Linked DNA regions of Homo sapiens: all the other regions are linked to region 2. Evidence: chromatin loops called from intact Hi-C (ENCODE). Cell type or tissue: OCI-LY7. All regions are shown on one strand. Region 1 overlaps MYOM1 (myomesin 1). Region 2 overlaps DLGAP1 (DLG associated protein 1). Region 3 overlaps LPIN2 (lipin 2).

The links. A loop is a pair of places that touch in the nucleus more often than their neighbours do. Peaks named below come from ENCODE experiments on the same cell type or tissue, not always from the same donor. Only the 100,000 strongest peaks of a DNase experiment are listed, where the experiment ranks them.
Region 1: a loop joins it to region 2, with 5 times the contacts of the local background. A loop is called at or near these places in 2 of 110 quality-filtered maps.
Region 3: it touches region 2 in a loop (5-fold over the local background); 8 of 110 quality-filtered maps call a loop at or near these places.

The regions. Positions count from the first base shown.
Region 1 is chr18:3,178,086-3,180,585 of GRCh38, reverse strand. The region is part of intron 5 of MYOM1 (myomesin 1); the gene reads left to right. Among named protein-coding and RNA genes, the nearest start is that of MYOM1, 41 kb to the left of the region's middle. RefSeq lists an enhancer at 2,257-2,500. In OCI-LY7, no CTCF peak of the experiment used is centred here; DNase peaks (open chromatin) are centred at 985 and 2,435; H3K4me3 peaks cover 1,778 bases; H3K27ac peaks cover 2,500 bases.
Region 2 is chr18:3,584,972-3,587,471 of GRCh38, reverse strand. All of the region lies in intron 7 of DLGAP1 (DLG associated protein 1), which reads left to right. Among named protein-coding and RNA genes, the nearest start is that of DLGAP1-AS1, 7.9 kb to the left of the region's middle. RefSeq lists an enhancer at 365-534. In OCI-LY7, CTCF peaks have their summits at 1,234 and 1,450 (motif pointing right); DNase peaks (open chromatin) are centred at 21, 501, 1,501, 2,361 and 1 weaker place; H3K4me3 peaks cover 2,366 bases; H3K27ac peaks cover 2,500 bases.
Region 3 is chr18:2,959,090-2,961,589 of GRCh38, reverse strand. It overlaps LPIN2 (lipin 2), which reads left to right. Exons shown (of 20, transcript NM_001375808.2): 2 at 741-941. The coding sequence starts at 750. Among named protein-coding and RNA genes, the nearest start is that of LPIN2-AS2, 6.7 kb to the left of the region's middle. RefSeq lists an enhancer at 1,173-1,272. In OCI-LY7, no CTCF peak of the experiment used is centred here; DNase peaks (open chromatin) are centred at 29, 839, 1,159 and 2,429; H3K4me3 peaks cover 2,461 bases; H3K27ac peaks cover 2,500 bases.

The DNA.
Region 1 (2,500 bases), 410 kb after region 2:
CTACTCAGCTTGGAATTTCATGTTCTAGAAATAACAAGCTGTGAAGTATATACAGAACAGGCCCCAAATCCTTCTTTTCTTCCCTGACTTAAAGCTAAAGATAGCCAGTCTCAAGTGACTGCAAACCTAAATGCCTCACTGGGTGGAATTCTTTGGAGAATAGAATCAAATACCTTTCTGACTTAATCCTTGACCACCGCTTTAAATGAAGAATTTCTCACATTGGTATCTGGAGCTCCAGAGAAAAGACTACAAGCTCTGCAGTCAAAGTGATGTGTGGTGTGTGTGTATTTTAAACCCATTTCTCTTGCCATGTGGTGATAATAGAAAAGTTGTTAGCTGGGGAAAAGGTATTAGGGTGCTAAATTGAGTAGTAATGGAAAGAAAGGATGGTGAAGCAACTATGGGAGCTGCAAAATAGTTTTTTATTTTATTTTTAAAAATTCATTTTTTACAGTCATGGAGTCTTGCCATGTTACCCAGCTGGTCTCGAACTCCTGGCCTCAAACGATCCTCCTGCTTCAGCCTCCCAAAGTTCTGGGATTACAGGCATGAACTGCCACTGCTGACCTGCAGAATACTTTGTAATGAAAATTTTATAGAGATATGAGCAATACTTTTGATCCGAAGCCGAATTGAGTGTCACTGAGTCATTTGGTCAAACAGCACATGTCACAGCCGTTGGTATCACAGCGCTTTTCTTAGGCAAAGAGGAACCACTGAAAACCCTCCAGCACAAGAAAGAGCAGAGCCAGAGTGAGCTTGAGTCCAGTGTGAAATTACCTAAACCAATTATAGAAGAAGAGCATGCCAATTAACATGTTCTACCCTGTACTTCATCTAAACGGGGAATGCGGGAGATTAGAAGTGGCCAGTGGATTTCTTTTTCCAGGCCATCTCTGATCAGATAGTCCTGTCTGCTCGAGCCATGTTGAGACAGCTGTCTGAAGCTGCTGGCAGGAAATAGCACTGCATCAACTTGCAGGGTCTTCTGTGTTTGGAGAAGGTTATGTTGCTGCACCTGCCACACAGCTGCGATTCTTAAGCCAGTCCCACCCTCTCCATTTCACATCTGAGGGAACTGAGACTGTCAACTTACTTTCTTCGTGTGCATTTATTTAAAATCATCCAACTTTGGGAGGCTGAGGCAGGGGGATCGCTTGAGCCCAGGAATTTGAGACCAACTTGAGCAACATAGTGAGACCTCATCGCTATTTATTTAAAATAAAATCATCCATATCATGACATATATGCTTGTCAGAACTCTGTTCTCTCAGACAAAAAATTATGAAGCTACAATTAATCTATTGCATTACGTGCTAATTCTGTTCAACCAAATTTAACCAATTCTGAGCGCCTGCTGTTTGCCCATGACTCATTCTTCCTCAGGAGTAGGAATAGAAGTAAATGTGGATCAGGCCAGGCACAGTGGCTCATGGCTGTAATCCTAGCATTTTGGGAGGCCGAGGTGGGAGGATTGCTTGAGCCCAGGAGTTTAAGACCAGCATAGGCAACATAGCAAGAGCCTGTCTCTACAAAAAATAGAAAAAATTAGCTGAGTGTGGTGGTGCACACTTGTAGTCCCAGCTACTTGGTAGTCTGAGGTGGGAAGATTGCTCGAGCCTGGGAGGTGGAGGTTGCAGGGAGCTATAATCACACCATTGCACTCCAGCATGGGAGACAGAGCGAGACACTGTCTCAAAAAAAAAAAGTAAATGTGGATCAGACACAATCCCAACCTCAAAGGTTTGGCAACATAATAGAAGAGACACATATCCAACCATAATTTTGATAAATGTTATATTTAGTAACTTGAAGCAAGGAACCCTGATGCAGAGAGGCAGGAACGATTCATACTGTGTCATATTTTAGGGAAGAGTTTATTGAAGAAGTTGCATTTGATCTGAATCTTGAAGGATGAGTTCGGGTTCTGTTATATGGAGGAGAGTGTTTGTTTGTTTTAAGTGTAGAAAATGAATAACGTGCTTTAGGGACGGAGGGGTGTATGTGTATGTGAGAGAGAGAGCTGGGGAAAGGAAGGAGCTGACTGAAGCCAGTATTCTTCCTTCCTCTCCCTTTCCATCATGTTCCCTACTCCCAAACCTCCTTATGATCGTGTCCACAAGTCTGAAGAAATGAAATGCAGACAGAACAATTGGAAAATGGAAGCATCATGTGGGTCAGCAGCCAGGCTGCCGGTTCAAATCCCTCCTCTGCTGTTCCTGGCTGTGTGACTGGGCAAGTTCCTGAAACCCCCATGCCTTGGTTTCTTCATCTGGAAAATGAGGTTAAAAACAGCACTATCTCATACGGTGGTTGTGAGAACTGAACTTACCAATGTATGCATAAAGCGCTTAGAGCATTGCCTGGCTCATAGTCAATTCTCTGTGTCAGCTATGTTAATCAGGGTTATTGACGTCATCTGTGCGTGCGAAGTGGGCTGTCTGAAAGGGAAACAAGTGAAACCCAGTTCCTCTTTTGGGCAGAAAATGGTTTAAGT
Region 2 (2,500 bases):
TACAATCCTTTAGCTAGACACAGGTGCTGATTGGTGCGTTTACAATCCTTTAGCTAGAAAAGTTCTCCAAGTCCCCACTCGACCCAGGAAGTCCAGCTGGCTTCACCTCTCAATTCTTGCAGGGAGCGGTGGCTCATGCCTGTAATCCCAGCACTTTGGGAGGCCGAGGCAGGTGAATCACCTGAGGTCAGGGGTTTGAGACTAGCCTGGCCAACATGGTGAAACTCTGTCTCTACTAAACCCACAAAAATTAGCCAGGCATGGTGGCGCAGGCCTGTAATCCCACCTACTCCAGAGGCTGAGGCAGGAGAATTGCTTGAACCCGGGAGGCAGAGGTTGCAGTGAGCCGAGATTGCACCATTGCACCTGGGCGACAAGAGCGAAACTCCGTCTCAAAATAAAAAGAGAACGTCACTCTTAAACAAATCAGATGTTTCACTTACTGTATAGAAACTGCTCGTTTTCTCTTTTTCTCTTTCTCATTTTCTCTTTCTGTTTTGACCAGGCAAGACAAACATATTGGCTGGTGTTTCACCCTCCTTCAGTCTCACTCTTATGTGTCACACACCTGCTGGTGCTCAGACCTTCTCAGTGGGTTCTAAATCTTTCCTGGCACTGAATTCTGAGAGTAGAACTGAAACCAACCAACCAACAAACAAAATACCCTTAGGAGAGAAGTGTGGGTTTAGGGCTTAGCAAATCTAGGAAAGGGGGATGTTGGGGAAAATGGAAGGATTTCGTTGTATGAGTTTTGGAGTGCAGAAGAATTGGAAAATGAAGAAGGGGAACTATGGGGAAGTGTGAGTTGTGATTTGAATCCCTTTCCTCTCCTTCAAATGGCAATCTTAAGCCGGGCATGGTGGCATGCGCCCGTTGTGCCACCTATTCAGCAGGCAGAGGGGGAGGATCTCTTAAATCTGGGAGTTCAAGGCCAGCGTACACAGCACAGTGAGATCCCGTCTGTAGTTGAAAAAAAAAAAGCAGTCATGAAGATTTGAATTCCTTTTACCTTCCTAGCCCATGACTGGACAGTGCCGCTCACTGCAGTGAAGCCTCATAATAACGAGTAAAGTCCCTCAGCATAACAGCATGGGAGATGGTTCCTGTCCTTAAGTCTCATAATAATGAGTAATGCCCCTCCGTATAACAACATGGGAGATGGTTCCTTTCCTTAAGCCTCATAATAATGAGTAATGTCCCTCCGTATAACAACATGGGAGATGGTTCCTGCCCTCCATTCAGCTCCCTTATTCGAAGTTGGGGGGGATCTCAAAATCTTATCTTCTTTGGGTGTTGGGGGCTGGACCACCCTGTTGGAGAAGCCATGTCTCCAGTATTCTCCCTGTCCAGTCTAACCATGGTAGATGTCAAGCATTACTGGAACTCTGCCAATGTCCCTGTTGAGCAAGGTATCCAGAGTTATCCCTATCGATAGCGAAGATGAGCTGACAACAGCCACCAGGTGGCGTCCAATTGCAGTTGGCCTGGGGAGTGTAGGAGCCGCACTGGAGGCTCAGTCCCCAAGGTCAGTCATGCGTTGGAAACAATGTGAACTAGCCCCTCCCACCCCCACTTATCACATCATGGCAGGATTTTTACTGTATGTCACAGCAAATCAAATGATTCCATATTTGGCTGAATTATCTAGCTTTTTTTTGGAGGGGGACTGTTTGGTTTTGTTTTCTAATTGTGTAGAGATGGGATCTCGTTATCTTGCCCAGGCTGGTCTGCAACTCCTGGACTCAAGCAGTCCTCCCACCATAGTCTCCCAAAACGCTGGGATGACAGGTGTGAACCACTGTGCCTGGCCTCACTGTCCAGTTTGGATTATCCACACTAAAAGAAGAAACCAAGGAGAGCTAACAAGAAGCAATACATAATCCAAAAGATCAGACATTTGATGTTGGAATATGTTATTTAGCTTCTTGAAATATCAGTGGGCGGAATGTCCTGAGAATCCATTTTGAACAAAATAGTGAGTTCACGTTGTAAAGACATGTCTTAGGAGAAGTGGTACAATGCTGTAGTTTCATTCAATTTTAGCAGGGAGAGGTTCTATCCTAATTATGGCTCCCACCCACTCTGGGTCTTCAGCTGAATCACTGAGATGAGCGTTACTCCCAGCAGGACTACCATCACTCATGCCTCTCTGGGAACCAGAGCTCCACCATGGTTTGGATGCAAGAAACTAAATTGAGTGAGGCAAGATATTTACAATGTATATGCACTGGCATTGTTTAGCCAGAGGCTTAGCTGTGGGCTAGTGGGAAGAACCTGAGGCTGGCTGGCTCGCTCCTGACTCTGCACCTTGCAAGCACTGTATTTTCCCTGAGTCGTATTTCCTGTCAGGTGCATTAGCTAAAAAATGAGGAAGTCGACACTTATTGTTGAGCTGCATTCAAATGATAAAGATGGGCCGGGCATGGCATAGTGGCTAATGCCTCTAATCCCAGCACTTTGAGAGGCCAAGATGGGAGGATCGCTTGAAGCCAGGGGTTCA
Region 3 (2,500 bases), 630 kb after region 2:
GAACTCCTTGCAGACCTTTTGATTGTGATTTGAATAGTGAATTGAGGTTGAGGAACAAGAGTAAAACCCTTTTCTGTGCTTTGAACTTTGTAGAACTTGATTGCATGTTCCAGTTAGTTATATTGAGTCATTGAAGGGATTTTTCCGTAGAAGTAATGTTATAAATGGGCTAGGCTCAGGCAGACTTGCCAGAGTTTATTTAATCTAGCATGTGTCCGAACCATACTATTCTGGTAATAATAGTTCCTTACAAAATGTAGCTCTCACTAATTTATTACATTGGTTCTGTTGGAAGATGAATCTCTGGTTTCTCCCGGGGATGATGTTTGTTTTTTCTGTTTGGCTGCTATGGCCAAAGTGGATGCAGTAGCCGCAGGTTCCAAAGGGTCTTGGGCAGGAGGTCAGGGTTCTTTGGTGATTCTGTGCTGATCCTGAACTTTGGGGAAAAAGTCCCTAATGGCAGTCAGTACTATCCAGGTTGCTGAGAAAGGAAAGGGAATGCCTCAGGCCCTGGCTGGAGCAGCCTCTCAGATACAAAGGAGAATAGTCTCGGGAGGTCCGTGTGTGGAAATGCGTAGAAACAATGGTAGCATGAGACTGTTAGGTTGAAAATTAATAAGGCTAATGATATGAAATCTGGCATACAAGTGAGTAGTGTCATTTTTGTTACGACTGTTATTTCTTTGTCAATAGATCACAAATTTAGTGTTAACATCTCATCTAATTTTTGTTTCTTGTAGTCTCAAACCATGAATTATGTGGGACAGCTGGCTGGGCAGGTGATTGTCACTGTGAAGGAACTCTACAAGGGCATTAACCAGGCCACCCTCTCTGGGTGCATTGATGTCATCGTGGTACAGCAGCAGGATGGCAGCTATCAGTGTTCACCTTTTCACGTTCGGTTTGGAAAGCTGGGAGTCCTGAGATCCAAAGAGAAAGTGGTGAGTGTCCTCAAGGAGAGGAAAAGTCATCCTGAGATTCAAAGAGAAAGTGAGTGAGTGTCCTCAAGGAGTAGAAAAGTCATCCTCTATGAATAAATCGCTATTGTGAGTTTTCTAGGCCTTTTTTTTTTTTTAACCTGAATGATGTTGAGACAATGTTACGAGAAGTCAACCTTTATGTATTGCTTTTGAAGTTACTTTGAAAACCACAAAGCTCGACTGCAGAAGTCTCTTCAAGGGAAAGGGAAACTGAAAATTATTATAATAATCTTACATGTTGCAACTCAGAAAAGCAAAACAGAAACTAGATGGGGGAACTTAGACATATTTAGAAAAAGAAAAATTTCCTTTACCTTATATAGTATTTTTAAATACTTAGGCTAATACCTTCATACTAATTGTAAATGGAATAGGTGGGTATAATCAAGAACACACACACACACACACACACACACACACACACACACACACACATTTTTGAGTCGGAGTCTCGCTTTGCTGTCCAGGCTGGAGTACAGCGGTGTGATCTTGGCTCACTGCAACCTCCGCCTCCCAGGTTCAAGCGATTCTCCTGCCTCAGCCTCCCAAGTGCCTGGGATTACAGGCACGTGCAACCATGCCCCCCTAATTTTTTGTATTTTTAGTAGAGACGGGGTTTCACCTTGTTGGCTAGGCTGGTCTCGAACTCCTGACCTCAAGTGATCCACCGGCTTCGGCCTCGGCCTCCCAAAGTTCTGGGATTACAGGTGTAGAGCCACCGCACCTGGCCATATTTTTTTTTTTAAAGGAAATTAATTAATGCCACATTTTGTTTGTTTTGACAAAGCTGTAAAAACTTTTGTAATCTAAATTCTGTTGTTGATACCAGGACTTGTCCCCATATTTGACTGAAATGCTAACCAACAGACCATAGGCTGGTTGACTTTTGTTTGTTTTAGGGAAGATTCATTCAGGAAGAAGATATTTGTGTAGGTTTTTCTTATCCTCTTCAGGTTATGGAGCAGCTGGAAGTTTTGCTAGTATATCTGATGTCAATCAAATTAGAAAACAGAGCTAGTAATAACACTTGGCAGGTACACAGATTTCTCTTTCTATTCTTGCCTCGCAGTATCTACTTAAATAACATAGAAAGGCTTTGTCAACATTTTAAAGCACAACAAAAGAGCCTCACCATTTTCTGGCACAGACCTAAAAGTATGTGGTAGAGGACCACTGGTGTAAGTCGAAAACATTTATTTTCAGCTTTTTGCTATTTTATATAGCTGAGCTTTAAATAGAAATTTCCCTCTATTTAATTAAACTTAAATGTTATTTTGAGAGTGAAAGAAAATGGATTTCACAAAACTAGATATTCTTTTTCTTTTTTTCCTCCAGGAAAAACATCTCATTTCTAGGTATTACAAAATCAGTTTCCACTGGAGAACCACATTTCAGGGTAGCAGGGCTTGTGTGGTCTGGCCTCTGTTCAGAGTCACCCTTTAGAAAGCAAAAGCAGTTGCAGTTTACTTAGGGACTTAGAAACTTTCCATTGCAAAACAGTGTTATTTAGCCATAGTTTA